Linked DNA regions of Homo sapiens: region 1 is linked to region 2. Evidence: chromatin loops called from intact Hi-C (ENCODE). Cell type or tissue: natural killer cell. All regions are shown on one strand.

What was found. Hi-C counts contacts between places; a loop is a spot of excess contacts. Peaks named below come from ENCODE experiments on the same cell type or tissue, not always from the same donor. Only the 100,000 strongest peaks of a DNase experiment are listed, where the experiment ranks them.
Region 1: it touches region 2 in a loop (8-fold over the local background); 6 of 110 quality-filtered maps call a loop at or near these places.

Annotation. Positions count from the first base shown.
Region 1 is chr1:25,094,610-25,102,609 of GRCh38, forward strand. No RefSeq gene overlaps it. Among named protein-coding and RNA genes, the nearest start is that of LINC02793, 57 kb to the left of the region's middle. RefSeq lists an enhancer at 1,448-1,497. In natural killer cell, CTCF peaks have their summits at 6,991 (motif pointing left) and 7,191; DNase peaks (open chromatin) are centred at 1,222, 4,992, 5,262, 7,002 and 2 weaker places; H3K4me3 peaks cover 366 bases; H3K27ac peaks cover 2,282 bases.
Region 2 is chr1:24,907,014-24,915,013 of GRCh38, forward strand. It overlaps RUNX3 (RUNX family transcription factor 3), which reads right to left. Exons shown (of 5, transcript NM_004350.3): 4 at 246-404. Among named protein-coding and RNA genes, the nearest start is that of MIR6731, 8.4 kb to the right of the region's middle. RefSeq lists an enhancer at 7,467-7,982. In natural killer cell, CTCF peaks have their summits at 2,820 and 3,041; DNase peaks (open chromatin) are centred at 3,958, 4,308, 5,598, 6,138 and 2 weaker places; H3K4me3 peaks cover 676 bases; H3K27ac peaks cover 8,000 bases.

The DNA of each region.
Region 1 (8,000 bases), 190 kb after region 2:
AAGATAAACTGGAAAATGTGTTCTTTTAACAGACACAGGGCTGCCCTGGGTAAAACTGAGGTTCTGGTACTAAGAAGGAGCAGGCAATCACCAGTCTCTGGCAGAGACAGGTTTCACTTAGAGTAAGCAAAAATCTGTTGCCCTCTGGCTTCTACCTGTGGGTCCTGGTTCTGCCCTTTGGAAAAGTCTTTATAATTTCTAGTCTGTCTTCTAAATGACAGCCTTCCTCTGAACATTATCTTTTCTGGTTATTTCAGGCCCTTAACCACTTTTTAGGACACAGGCTGAGATAAGATGTAAAGCTTTCCTTATATCATTTCACAGATACTCTCCTTATATCATTTCACAGATACTCTTCAGTGTGCCCCCCACCTGCCCTCAACACACAGACACACACAAAACAGACACTCGAGCTCACAGTTGGATGGCCATGGAACAAACCCTTGGCAGGGTGCTGAATCTGAACACGGGAGGAAGGAGGACGTGCAGGCAGTGGGAGCCTCCCTGGAGGAGTGAAGTTTCAGCTGAGTCTGGAGGCGCGAGGAGTCAGCTAGGAAATGAGTGTGGGGAAGAGCATTCCAGGCAGAAGGAACAACAGGAAGGAAGGCCCAGAGTCACCGGAAGTGAGAGGAATAAGAGAGTACTCAGGGAACTAAAACAAACGGGGGTATGGCAGCGCTTCAGGACCTAGGAAGAGAGGAGCTCGAGGCGAGGACCTACCCACTGGGCATAATCTTTAGGAAGGTTGTTCAATCAGCAATGCTCCACCTGTTCTTGCCAACACCTAGCCTGGGCATTGTATCAAAAAGACAATGGAGTTAGTTCGGCAAGACTTTATTCCCAGGAGTCATCACTTTCAGTTGTTTTTCACTCTTCTAGAATGTTCCAGTAGTGCAAGGCTATGCCTCGTGGTTGGTCAGTAATTGCTCAGAATCTGAATATTCCTCTTTTTTGAAAATGATACAAGGCCCAGCACCACCCCCCCACCACCTCCCCACTCTCGCCAGCCTTCTAATGCCACGCTGGTTTTCATTCCTTAGGGATGGACATTATGGGGTCACTTCAGAGGTTCTTGCAGGGCTTGAAGATCTGAAGTCATGTAAAGGACCCTAGTATTCTCCTGTGGTGTTCTCACCTATCTTGGGCTGCCATTTATTTTTAACCATATTTGGTCTGCAAGTTGCCAAGAAACCATGTAGAGAAAACCAGTGTGGTTTGGGTTAAGCCCCAACAGGGTGCAGACAGCAGCCAAACTATTTCCTTCTTCCTCTAAGATTTCTTCTGCCGTCTTAGCCCAGAGCAGACCTGAAGAAAGCTCTCTCTGCAACCCTCTACTGCACCAGCTCCCCCAAGCTCTCCAGAGAGCCCAGCCCCAGCCCTCACCTGGAACCACTCCCTGACACTGGGGCGTGGGTTCTTCCGGTGGGAAATTGGCCAAGCACTGACCATAGAGACTATAAGGACGAAGGGAGGAATAGAGAGGCCTCCTCAGAAAGGCAGCAAGAAACAGCTCCGTGGAACATGGGGGGAAATGGATCAGGGAGATCATGGAGAGCACACACACTGAGCCTCACAGAGGGCAAGTGGAGCCCCCATCTCTTCCATCTTGGAAGGCTGATCATATTAAAAAGTGGGAGGAAATACTGACACAAAGTGCAAATATCAAGATCTATTTCAAATATTCACATGTAGCTAATTTAACACCCTAAAGATTACAGGGCAATTTAGTTGTGATATTCTCAAGATTGCTCCAGGACTGATGCTAACGCATGTAAATTTGTAGTGTCCTCCACAGTGAGGGGAAGTAATGGAACAGATTCTTCTCTCAGCTGAGTGGAAGGCCCTGTGTGATGGGTGTGTAACCTCATTTCAGGAGATTATCAAAAGTTAATGAGAGGCTCTTCCCAAATATCTCCAAGGAAGGACCATACACTAGAGCAATGGTTCTTAATAAGGAATGATTCTGGCCCTCTGAAGACATTTGGCAAAGTCTGGAGACATTTTTGGTTGTCATAACTGTGAGGGTTGCTACTGGCATCTGTTAGGTAGAGGCCAGGGATGCGGCTAAACATTCTACAACGCACAGGACAGCCCCCACCACGGAGAACTGCCCTGGCCCAAATGCCAATCATTCCAAGGTTGAGAAACCCTGGCCTTGAATGAGGCTACTCTAGATCCTCTCTACCAAAGCTGAAAGCCAAGCCTTGGCGATGACCACAGGGAAGAAGGAATGCAGAGACTGAGTCCCGCCAAGTTAAAAGGGCTTGGAAGAAAGCTTGGGCTTCACACAGGTCTGCCCTAACAAAGTGTAAAACCAAACCCACACACACACACTTAAGGTGATCGGCCAGTGATTAATTATCTAACTGAACACAAATCAACAACCTTCAGAGAAAGATAAGAGAATCCAGAATCTTTACAATGAGTCATGCATGGTTTACAGGCAAAAAGTAACACATGCAAAAATAGGAAAATGCAACCCCATCTCAGCAGAGAAATGGAAACTATTTTTAACAGAACCACATGAGCGTCCTGGAACTGAAAAATACAATGAGTAAAATTTAAAAATTCACTAGGCTGGGCACAGAGCCTCATGCCTATAATCCCAGCACTTTGGGAGGCTGAGGCAGGCGGATCACTTGAGCTCAGGAGTTCAAGGCCAGCCTGGGCAACATGGTGAAACCTTATTTCTACAAAAAACACACACAAAAATTAGCTGGGCACAGTGATGTGCGCCTGTAGTCCCAGCTACTCGGGAGGCCAAGGCAGGAGAATAGCTTGAGCCCAGGAGGCGGAGGTTGCAGTAAGCGGAGATCGCACCACTGCGCTCCAGCCTGGGCAATGGTAGTGAAACGCTGTCTCAAAAAATAAATAAATAAATAATAAATAAATCACTAGATGGGCTTAACAAGCAGATTGGAGATGGAAGAAGAAAGGGTCAGTGAACCTGAAGGCAAATCAATGGAAATTACCCAATGTGAAGAACCAAGAGACAAACAAAAATTGAAGAAAGGTGAACAGAGCCTCAGGAACCTTTGGGACAAGATCACAATGTCTAACGTATGTGTGATTGGAGTCTCAGAAGGAGAGGTGAGCGAGAGTGGGACAGGAAAGAAATGTTAAGACATAATGGCTTGAGATTTTTCCCAAATTTAAGGAAATGTGTCCAAGGTTCTACAAAGAGAAGAGCTGGGCTTGGAATCTGGTTCCTGTGGTTCAACGATAGGCTATGTCCTCTGTCACATGCTCCACAGGGGACCATGAAGGTACCTGTCCAAACCCAAAAGCCAGTGATCCTGTGGGTCTCTTGGTGAAGGAGCAGCTCAGAGACACGTTTGGGCACAGCCCGATTTTCTGGTACCACCATCCTGGTTCCATTTCCTGCTCTTGTTCTTCTAGCCTTGAATCACTGTTTCTAGCATCAGCACATCATCATCCTTTCTGGAATCAGGGTGAGTAAAATTTGGTGATAAATGTGGACAACCCAACAAAGAACATTCTCTTCCCAACTCAAATGGGGAGGGATCTGGGACTTACAGACTGCTTCAGCCCTATCAGGAGTGGGCTGTGGCAGGACTGTCACTCTCCTGCTGCCTTGTCTGGACCTGGTTTGAGCCTGGCACAACTCTGGGCTCTGTAGGGAGTACAGAGAAACCCCAACTCCAACACACACACACACACACACACACACACACACACACACAGCTCAGGGCACAGGTAGACACGGAGCCACATAGCCACAGGAGGACATCAACACACATACACTGAGTACGTACTGTAGACCAGGCGCTGAGGCACTAGCAGAATTTGGATAAGTAGAGAAGAAGGTGGCAGAAACACATAACCTGCATTTCAAGGGTAATACAAGATCTAGCTGCCTAGCTGGAGGGGGACATCTTCATTCATTCATTCGTTGTACCAATATTTATCAGGCACTCTTCTAAGGGATACAGCTGAAGAGATCTGGGGCCATAGAAAGGTGGGCTTCCACCCCAGGTGAGCACTTTAATGGGCCTGTGGAGCCCCAGCAAGTTGCTGAGCCGTGGACTGGCAGGAGCAGTGCCCAAGTCTGGGCTGCACCTGAGCAGGGCCCCAGCCAGCTCTTCCCAGTCACAGGCAGGGGCTGGCTTCACCTTGGGCTTCAGGGCAGTTCCCACCCAAAAGTGCAGCCCCTCTGCAGTGCCCTGGGCTCAGCTAAGACTGGCTCCTGGCTGTAAGAACATCGGCCTCTTCCCCTCCATTGGGGTTGAGTGGGCAGAGCGGTTGGCCTCAGCACATGATCATTCCTTGCCTATTCACTCATCATCCCAATTAGTGAGCTGGTGGGAGCTGCCCCCTCATTTCCACAATGATCTATCTGCACGTGCCTAATCCCAGGAGCTGAGCCAAGAGAAAAAGTGATAGCAAGGTCTTGAGACTTCTCTGAAGGGGCTGGGCTGGGGTGTTTTGGGGTAGAGCCACTGAAATTGACGGGTCCAGGGAGGACCTATGGAGACCCAAATTTGAAATCTGGTGCCTATGTCAGGAAACAGGACAAAAGCTGGTGGATTAATGACAGCATTTCACATCAAGGCTCACAGAGTTGAGCATTCTCAGACCAAAGAGTCCATCTTTTCTCCATACACAAGGCGAGGGGAAGCAGGGAGAAATACAAGAAAACAATCACAAACCAAAGCTGAGGCCAGCAGGGACAAGGCACCGCAGCGTGTTTTTGGCTGCTTCTTTCTTCTCTGTCTTCTCCTGGCAGAGTGCAGCTTCCCCTTTGCTGACCAGACAGCACTGACCATCGGCCTCGAGAGATCTGGACTCCTTTAGCCCAAGTCGCTTCTAGTTGCTGTTGACACATTCACCACCTGCTTCCTGCTCTGCCAGAGCCACTCCAGGGAGGGCGTGATGGGGAAGAAGAGCTCTGGTCCCTCCTGTCTGCACGCAGTCCCAGGTCAGAGACAGCTGCGGTCACAGCCTCTTCCCCTCCTCTCTCTGCATGCAGCCACCCCCTGCCTCCTGTCACTAGCTCAGCTCAAAGGGCACCTCACAAAACAAGCCCCGGTGTGCACAGGGACATACGTGCACCCAAGATGTTCACCACAGCATTGCTTTAGCAGAATTCATCAGGTCAGTACAACAAAAGATCACACATTAAACATAAGACAGTCAGAGAGTGGGAAGTTGTTTATAATACACTAAGTCAGTGGTTCACGAATTTGCAGAGCAGCAGAACAATCTGGAGGGTTTGTTAAAACACAGACCACTGGACCCCACCCCCAGAGTCTCTGAGGTTTGGGGTTGAGAGGGAAAGCAAGAATTTGCACTTCTGACAAGCTCCCGGGTGATACGGATGTTGCTGTCAAGGGTCACACTTTGAGAGCCACTACATTAAGTAATAAAGAAAATTCAAAAATATATGCAACCTGATATCATTGTGGTTATGTGTAAATAAATGATTAAGATACTGGTGGGGCACAGTGACTCACACCTGTAATCCCAGTACTTTGGGAAACTGAGGCAGATGGATCACCTGAGATCAGGAATTAAAGACCAGCCTGGTCAACATGGTGAAACCCTGTCTCTACTAAAAATATAAAAATTAGCTGGGTGTGGTGGCACACGCCTGTAGTCCCAGCTACTCTGGAGGCTGAGGCAGGAGAATCGCTTTAACCAGGGAGGTGGAGGTGGCAGTGAGCTGAGGTCACACCACTGCACTCCAGCCTGGGCGACAGAGCAAGACAATGTCTCAAAAAAAGAAAAAAAAGATACTATCAGTCACTGTCTCTGTGTAATGACATCGATTCGAGGCTTTTTATCATTTTATTTTTTTTTCTGAAAAAAAGTTGTCTGCAGTAAACACAGTTATTTTTGTAATGAGAGAAAAATATTTAGGCACTTCCTTCATGACACCTCCCCAGGCATCCCCAGAGAGAAGTAACTGCCCCTCCCATCTCCCCCTTTCTGCTGGTGTCCTGCGGAGCTCTCCCTTCTGCCTTGTGTGGGTTAAGCTGTCCCCACACCTGTCCCCATCAATAGGCAGGAAATGCCTTACACAGGAACTCTAGCTCAGGCACCTCCCTGTCCCCACACAGGGCCTGGCATAGCGCATCTTTCTCCATCCAAAGCCAGTGGGAACTCACAAAGTGGGGTGGAGGTCATAAAACGAACGTGGACTCCCCAGTCCAGTGGCCTGGGACAAGCCTGAATTCTGCCACTGCTTGGCTTTGAGCTGTTTGGTCCCAACTATGGGTTCTGGGTTCTGGAATGGCCTAGCCTGCCCCCACTGGCCACCAGCTTGGCCTTCATAGCACCCAAAACCATAGCACCACCCCAGTTGGCTCCACATCAAAGGCCCTCCCCCACCAGGAAGCATTCTGGTTACCAAAATGGTCATTGGTGATGGCACCATTGTCCAGAGAGTCCCTGCAGGCCTGGAGATGCATTCCTTCAGGCCCAAAGACATGACTAGAAAACTGCACAATTGTCCTAACTCCAACACTTACCAGTAGCATGACCCTATATAAATAAACTTGCTATCTCTGCATCTTTATTTACCCACTTGTCCCATAATAAGGTTGCATTAGAGAAGTGACACTCACACTGCCCCCTCCTCAACCTCCCCCTGACAGACATGATTAATCAATCACATTATCCTATCTCCCTGAGCCAGGAAGCAGCCTCAGAATTTTCTTAACGCTAATTTCCAAGCATAGTTCTCCAATGCAAGCAAACCTTCAAGATAAAAGTTATTAAAATTAATTAATTGATTTTTTAAAAATATAAAAGCCATTTGCCATTGCTGACCTATATTATTCCCTGTTTCCCTGAAACCTAGAACAATGCTCAGCAGAGTAGCCATAGTCAATCTTCGTTCAATGAATCTACATGGATACACACCAGCTGTCACCGGTTATTATGAAAGGGAAATCTTTGGTAGCCACCAACCATCCTGTGCAAACTCCAGACCAACTACTTCCTCCTTCCAGGATCCCTGACCATTGAGTTGGCGCCCTCTGCTGTCCGTTGGCTGGTACTGCAAAGGACTGTCCATTCTCAGCCCTAAGGAACTGTGAAAATTGAGCAGAGAACGATGCCAGCCATTGACCTCGTAGTAAACAGACCCAAACTTCCTCATCATGATGACCTCCTGGGGTGGCTTTGGATGCAGTCGGCTGCAAGCCCCGCCAGACACCATGCACGTGAGTATCATTTAGTCTCTTTGAGCTTTGTTTTATCCTCCTCCCCTCTCCTTCCTGTGTCATCCGCAGAACTGAGGGCCCTCTGTTCCAATTCTCTCACTCCACAGCTGATAGGATTGAGGCCAAGTGAGGAGAGGGGATCAGTTCAAGGTCTCACACACCACTCAAACCAGAACTCGGGTCCCCATACTCCCAGCTCTGGGCTCATTGACACACCAGGTTGCCTTCCTCTTCTCTAACAGGTGGGACAGGACAGGCACAGTGGCTCACGCCTGTAATCCCAGCACTATGGGAGGCCGAGGTGGGTGGATCATGAGGTCAGGAGTTTGACACCAGCCTGGCCAACATGGTGAAACCCTGTCTCTACTAAAAATACAAAAATTAGCCAGGCATGGTGGCACACACCTGTAATTCCAGCTGCTCAGGAGGCTGAGGCAGGAGAATTGCTTGAACCTGGGAGGTGGAGATTGCAGCGAGCTGAGATCACGCTATTGCACTTCAGCCTGGGCGACAGAGCAAGACTCTGTCCCCCAAAAGAATCAGATAGGAAAGAAACTGCCCTGGGCTTGGAGTCCTTGCGTTCTCCAAGGGCTTCACCCACTTGCCGCGGGGTGGGGGACGGGGGGTGAGTTCTGCCTGGAGCTAAGGAGTTAGAGGGCCCCAGTTCAAACTCTCTGGCATCTTCTCGACATCTCTTTACCAAGATCTGCCTCATTTGGCCTCTACCCATCTCTCTGATGTCATCTCCCCACCCTTGCCCCCCATTCACTCTGCTCCAGCCATAACGGATGGCCTCGTTCCAACCTCAGGGCT
Region 2 (8,000 bases):
CTGGGGCCAGGCACCAGGCATGTGTCAGTAATGTCAGTGTTTGCTGAGTGAACGAATGATGGCTAGCACACAGAAAGCCCACAGGAACCGTCTGCAGGTGCCAATGAGCACCAGCAGCTCCTCTACAAAACAAGGGGGTGCAGTGACTGATCTTCGGACAGGCTTTTGGTCTGGGGCAGATTGGACCACATCGAGGCCCTCCACCCCCACCTCACCCCGCTGCAGCCCCTCCCTCCGTGCCGTACCTTGGATTGGGGTCTGGGGCTGGCTGCTGAAGTGGCTTGTGGTGCTGAGTGAGCCTCGGGGGCTGGGTGTGCTCGGTGTCACCCGCATGCGCAGCCGTTCCAGGTCCCCAAAGCGGTCAGGGAACGGCTTGGTCTGGTCCTCCAGCTTCTGCCGGTGCCCTGCAGAGCACAGGAAGCCCATCAGCCGTTGCTTCCCCAGAGTCTCAGTGGAGACAGAAATGCCTCACTCTGCTGGGAAGTTCTTCCTGAGGTCTGACCTTAGGCCTCTGCTGGGAGAACCCTGAGGTCACCGCCAGCCTCTTCACAGAGGTTTTCAAAAGACTTTCTGAACAGAGAATGGTCGTTATGTGCCACCCCACATATCTAAACCTCTACAACACACGGTGATCCAAACCTCTACAACACGCGGTGATCTAAACCTCTACAACACGCGGTGATCTAAACCTCTACAACACGCGGTGATCTAAACCTCTACAACACACTGTGATGTAAACCTCTACAACACGCGGTGATCTAAACCTCTACAACACACGGTGATCCAAACCTCTACAACACACGGTGATCTAAACCTCTACAACACACGGTGATCTAAACCTCTACAACACACTGTGATGTAAACCTCTACAACACGCGGTGATCTAAACCTCTACAACACACTGTGATGTAAACCTCTACAACACGCGGTGATCTAAACCTCAACCACACGCGGTGATCTAAACCTCTACAACACGCGGTGATCTAAACCTCTACAACACGCGGTGATCCGAACCTCAACCACACGCGGTGATCCGAACCTCTACGACACACGGTGATCCGAACCTCTACGACACGCGGTGATCCGAACCTCTACGACACGCGGTGATCCAAACCTCTATGACACGCGGTGATCCGAACCTCTACGACACGCGGTGATCCGAAGCTCTACGACACGCGGTGATCCGAACCTCTACGACACGCGGTGATCTGAACCTCTATGACACGCGGTGATCTGAACCTCTACGACACGCGGTGATCCAAACCTCTACGACATGTGGTGATCCAAACCTCTACGACACACGGTGATCCAAACCTCTACAACACACTGTTTGGCAGAAGAGGAAACTGAGGGCCAGGTGCAGTGGCTTACGCCTATAATCTCAGCACTTTGGGAGACTGAGATGGGAGGATCAGTTGAACCCAGGAGTTTGAGATCAGCCTGGGCAACTATCGAGACCCCTGTCTGTACAAAAATTAAAAAAAAAAAAGAAAAAAGAAAAACTTAGCCAGGTGGGGTGGCACAAGCCTGTAGTCCCAGCTACTGGGATGACTGAGGCAGGAGGATCACTTGAGCCCAGGAGGTGGAGGCTGCAGTGAGCTGATTGTACCACTGCATCCCAGTCTGGGCAACGGAACAAGGACCCTAGATCTAAAAAAAGGAAACTGAGGCAACAGACATGAGAAAGTGGCTCATGCCCCCAAGGGAGGCAGGGAGATAACCCAGGAGCACTGCCACCCTCTGCCTCCCAGCATCCCAGCCTGCCTTGCACACTGTCTCCCATGTCTACAAGAACAATGGGAGGTGGCCCCAGGAGGGGACTGCAGGCTTTTCCAGCCCTAAGTCACTCTGGGATCCCCAGAACATGCCTTCTTCTCTCTGGGCCTCAGGCAGAAAAATAACTCCACCAGGATGCTGGGCAGAGGTGTAGGGGGCTTGCATGAGGGACTAGACAGCCATCTCTGCCTGGAAGCTGGGGTCAGGGGACGAGATGTCACACCTGGAGAAAACTGCCAGCATTTTCCACTCCCTATCTGCCAGAGCCCACACAGGAAGAATCCCAGCCTCACATCCGAGGACTCAGAGGTGCTGGGAGGGTCAAGGTGGCCAGGCTCCCACCCTCCTGCGGCCTGCTGAGGCCGAGGGACACTTCTGGAGTGATATCAAGCTTGCAGGGACCTCCCCCGCCACACACACTTTTTTAATTACTAATTTTACATTTCACAAGCAACACGTGAATATTTACAAAAATAAAAGCATTACAGATAAGGCTCTGTCCACCGCTCTAAGCTCCTCTCCAGAGTCCCCACCGTGACCAGTTTCTTTCCAGACATTTTTCATCTTCCATGAATGGAAAACGCAAAGTAGGCTTCTCATGGAACTCTCTTGAACAGCCTCAGTCCGGGTGTGTCATTCTGTAACTTGCTTTCTTAGTAGCACACCTTGGAGCTCAAACTCAGTTTCCCTATCTGCAAAATGGGGACAGTAATCCAGCCCCACAGAAATGACGGAGTTCCCATAAAACCCTGGGGATCCTCCCTGCTACGGAAGGGATTCAACAAGCATGGCGAGAATGACGCTGCTCTCCCTCTTTCCTGCTGGCCACTGGAGGCACAGTTCACTCCGCAGTCCTCTCCACCCACATTTCAGTCCTTCTCAAGCTTCCCCTTTAGTTCCCTTACATGCAACACTCCCGGGAACGTCCCTGTTCGCACCCCCTAGTGGCTGCAGCTTCTCCAGGGCTGACCCGAGGAAAGGACGGCTCCCTTGGAGGACTGTGCACTCCAGGGTTCGGCTGATCAACCCTAACACGGTCACGGCCATTCTACCTCACGTGACTTGGTGGGAGGCTGCCAGTCAGGCAGGGTGGCCAGGCCCTCTTTTACAAGTAAGAGAACTGCAACTGCGGAGAGGCGAGGAAGCTTGTTGGAGGCCACACGCCGAACAAGGGGTGGGATTTCCTGGACCTGGGACCCTTTAGAAAAGATGGAGGCTAGGCATGGTGGCTACGCCTGTAATCCCAGCGCTTTGGGAAGCCGAGGCGGGCGGATCACCTGAGTGAGGTCAGGAGTTTGAAACCAGCCTGACCAATATGGTGAAACCCCGTCTCTACTAAAAGTACAAAAATTAGCCGGGCGTGGTGGCGGGCGCCTATGATCCCAACTACTTGGGAGGCTGAGGCAGGAGAATCGCTTGAACCCGGGAGGCGGAGGTTGCAGTGAGCCAAGATCACACCACTGCACTCCAGCCTAGGTGACAGAGCAAGATTCCATCTCAAAAAAAAAAAAAAAAAAAAATGTGGGAGGGGGTAAGGGGGAGGAGAAGGTTTGCCTAAGGCCTTGGGTCTAGAATGACATGTGCGTTTTCTAGTTTGGCAGAGGGAGAAGAGGCAAGATGTAGGTGGGAGGTAAAACAGAACTCACTGCGCTTCTTGGGGCCTGAACAAGTGATTGCTGGGGACTCGAAAAGTGGGAAAAGCCTGTCGACCACTGTAGGGCATGAGGGGACAGAGCCCGAGGCCTCGCATGGGCCTGATTTCTGATTTTCAGAATGGGAACGCAATGGATTCTGGTACTTGTAGGCCCCCAAGCTCCCTACGCATCCCTGTTGGAAGCTCAAACAGGTATCTGGGAGCCTCAGAAAGAAAGCAGGGGGCCTGGGAGCCACAGGGGCTCAGCCAGTCACCAAGAACCAGGGAGCCCCACCTTCTCCTCCAATGAGGCCCCAGACCAGGAATCCATGGGACACTTGGTGGCAGGAATAAGACCATTTGGTCTCTGGCCAGGCCCCCACTGCTGCCTCCCAGGGCCCTTGGCAACAAAGGGGAAAACATGGGCTGGGGGCGAGTTTAGCTGGAGCTGGGGCTGCAAACTCAGATGCCCATGGGGATGGGGCAAGTCACGTGAACGAGGCAAGTGGGATGGGTGGGGCCTGGAGCGGATGGGGAGGAGATGCCTTGTGGAAAGCACCTGACTGCTACCCTGAGGAGGGCAGGCCCAGTACGGCCAGAGCTTCCAATTCCAGACCGAGTCCTCAGCCCTAACAGGCCTTGGAGGAAATGTTGTCCTTGCTCCTGAGGCCACTGGAAATGGCAGGGAGATGTGGATGAGCTGGGGGACAAGTGAGCAGAAGAATCTTAACAGGCATGAAGCCTGCCGGGTGGACGTGGGGACCACAGACTGATCCGACAACAGCCTGAGTGCAAAGGATCTGGGTGTTTTAGTCAGCCACAAGCTTGAAGGGAGCCAATAGGGCTGGTGCAAAACCTCAGGCCTTGTTACTTTCGTCACAGGAGAATAAAGTCCCCTGTTTCTGAGTCACACCATGTACAAAGAGTGTTTACAGTTACTCCTGCGGCCTGGCGGAAGAGGGCGGGGTTGACAGCCAGCCTGGGTTCGAGGACGGGTCCTGTCACTTGCAGTCTGGTGGCCTCACTCAAGTCACACTCCTTTCCCCCACCCCGAGCTGCGGTGTCCCCATCACACTGTCTTTGTGGGTTGAGGTGCTGGCCTAAGGTGTGGACACTTTCCAGTCACGTGGGTCACCACCATCATGACCATCGCTTTTATCTCTGCTCATGCCCAAAGGAAGCAGAACTATCATCCCCATGCTGGAGACCGGGGTGTGGAGGCCAGGATGCTGAAGTCGTGTGAGGAACACAGAGCCTGAGCAGCAAGGCAGGATTCACACCCGGATCCCCCGACTCCAAGCCCAGGGCTCTTTTCCTGACACTTTCCCTTTTGTTCCCATTGTTTAGACGGGGCCACCGAGGCTTCACCATGAGACCGACGCTGAGCGCCTGTTCCGGGACCCAGGCTGTGGGTCAGGTAATCTGACCCCGGAACCCACGCTCCCACCACATGCTCCCTTGCCCTCCGTAGGGCAGACTTCCCGGAGGAGGGGAGTCCAACAGCACTTCGGAAATAGCTTCCTTGTTACTGTGGAACGCTGGAGCCACTGCCAGGGAGGGGAGAGGGGAGCCAAGGCGGCCCCACGTGGCCAGGGCGCCAGAGAGTCTCAGAGCCACAGGGCCAGGGCTCTCACACTGGGAATAGGACAGAAGTTCCAGTGCCTGAGGAAAGAAGATGGTCTTCAGAAAAAGCCTCTTTCATTCGGTTACCCAGAGCAAGAGCTGCGTGGGGAGCTCTGGCTCTAACCCACTCCGTCACCTTGGGCCCAGTCCTGCTACGCCTCAGTTTCCCCTCTGCACAGTCTGCTCACTGAGGCCCCTTCCTTTTGAAAGTCCCTGATTTAAGGTAGCAAAGATCAGCCGCTGGTCAGAGGGGCCCCAGAAAGAAAAGAAGGCAGGGCTGCTGGCCCCAGGGCCCACCCACTACCACTTCTTCCTGCTGCTGCTGTTCCCAGTATTTCTTGAATATTCTCTGCCCCCCACTCTTCAGAGCCTCAGCTCAGGACAGCCTCTGCCAGCAATGCTTTCTGTCCTGTGAAGCCCAGTCCAGGAGCCCCTCCTCCAGGAAGCCCCCCTTCTCCCACAGTAGATCCCCATCACACCTCTGCAGGCTAGGGCTGTCCTTTAAAGCAGTCGCCAGCAGGAGTGGAAATCATCAAAACGGCAGCAGATGCTTGCTGGGTGCTTCCTCCACGGCAGCGTCTAAGCAGCTGACAAGCACCATCTTGTTTCGCCTGGCAGCATCCCCTTGAGTAATGTCTGCCACCATCCTATCATATGGGTGAAAAAACTGAGGCTCTGGACAGCCAGTGAGCTCAAGGTCAAGCAGAAGACACACAGCCACCTGCTCTCCCTAGAGCCTGTGAAAACACATCTATTGTGGCGGAAGAGGGCGGGGTTCACAGCCAGCCTGGGTTCGATACATCAATAGATGTATCGGGACTCCACAATAGATGTTAGGGCCCCGTCCAGCCCCAGGCCCAGAGCTGCTATCTGCAGGCCCAGGAGGATAGGACTTGGGAGAGGAAGATGAGAAGGTCTCAGTGGACTCCACCAGGGGCCCTTCCCTGCTCTGAAGCTCAGGGTTGAGAGTGCAATTTCCAATCATACCCTGCTCTAGACCACCAAGTCACTCTCTGCCTCTGGGCCACAGTTTCCACATCTGTAAAGTGGTTATCATACTGTCTAACCCCTGAGGGTGCCGATGAGCTGGAGGACAGGCCACATGCTTTTAAAAGCAGAGGACTGAGATGGCTGGGGAAAGCCCCGCGTTGGCCCTCAGGGCCTGTCCTGGCTGCTGTCAGCCTCCAGCTGCTGGGCTCAGATCAGACAGCTCCTCCAGCATGGCCTGGATTAGTGTCTATGACCCTCACTTATGGGAGGGCAGATCCCAGCCTGCCCCTCCCAAGGGCCCAGTGGCCCCAAGCTCATACCAGGCAGCTCTCACCCACCAGTGGTCACTGTCTTGGGCAAGCCACTCTTGCCTTCTGGGCCTCAGCTGTCTTATCTGCAAAATGGGGATCACACCTCTAACCCCCGAGGGTCAGGAAAGGTTTCAAGAATTACACAGCCCACCAGGCCTTGGCCTTTGAGGAAGGTGTTCTGGGTTCCCATTCTGACTTGGCCATCTGCTCCTAGGCAAACAGCTCCTCTCTGATGCGTCTGTGCAGTGGGGGTGACCCACCTCACAGGCATATGATAAAGGCCAAAGTGGGAGCAGGAATGCTGGGCCCCAGCCAGTCTGGGGACTCACCAGGGTCACGCAGTGTGGGAGCTAGAGGACCAGGGCTGGATTCTGGGTTGGCAGCTCCTTTACCACTGTCCCCAGGGAATCCTTCCCCACCACCAGCCTGGCCAGCCTGGGGTCCTACCCCCGCCAGGTACCTGATGCTTCTGGGGGAACCAAGAGACCATCAGGGTTACCCCCTTGCCTCCATGCAGGCCCAACACAAGCCCCTGTCATAGGAGTGGCAACCATTTTAGCAGGCATCCATGATGTGCCGGGCACTGTGCAAGGGGGGCCATGCATGTCGTCTCCAAGGGTCATATCCCTCTGACAGGCTGTGACTATCACCCCCGTTTTACAGATGGAAAAGTGGAGGCACACGGTCAAGGTCACACGGTGTGTGGCACCCCTGAGATTCAAACCTGGAAAGGTCACACATGGAGCTCAGCTGCTAAGGTCATCGCTTCCCAAGACCTCCATGAGAGAAGAGCTGGGTCACCTGGCCGTAAGGTCCAGCTGGCAAGAGGCCAGCTCAGTGTTCAGCCTCTTGGGAAAAGCAGAGTCGGGCAGGGCCACAGGAACAGCATCGTCTGCTGGGGACAGTGTGGGCTCCAATGACCAGGCCCGTCACCCATCTGAAGCCACTCGGCAGCCTTCTTGGCCGCCTGGTGCGGCTGTGACCCAGACACAGCAGCCACTGTCTACCCAGCAGCAGGGTGGGGCGCCGGGCCCGAGGCCGGCTCTGCGGCCTGTCAGGAGATTTACACCCGACTCTTAACAGCCTCGCGGAATCGCAGGCGGGTGCCGGGCCTGGGGTGGTCTGCTGTGAATCGGCCCCCTGTGAGCAGATGAAAGCCGGGTCGGTGGCTGGGCAGGGAAACGGGCTGGCCGGGGGCCAGCGGGCAGGGAGGCGAGCGGTTCCCTCCCAGGGCTGCAAGTGGGGCTTCCAGAGGCCTGGGGTTGATTAGGAGAACCCAGGAGGTCTGTGGTTAACCCCTTCCCTCCTGCTGGGCAGACTCCGCTAGCCCTGCCCCTAGCGCAGGAGACACTCCTGGGGGTTGTGGGGATCTTGGGAGCCAGGGACCTGGAGCAGCTGCCTCTCCTCAGCCCAGGAAGAAACTACAGAAACTCTAAGGCCTTCAAAGGCCCAACTGCGGGCTCAGGGTCACTTCTCCTGCCCACGCCAAACCCTCGGCAGCCACACTCTGCTGGCTGCTCACTTCAGGCCCCTGCTCAAAGGTCACCTCTTCAGGAGGCCTCCCCGCCCCATCCCTTGTTCCATCCCTTGCACGCTCCACTCCTTCTCCCAGCTTTGTTTTTCTTCATAGGACTTCCTACTACCCGAAATGACATTAATGAATCATT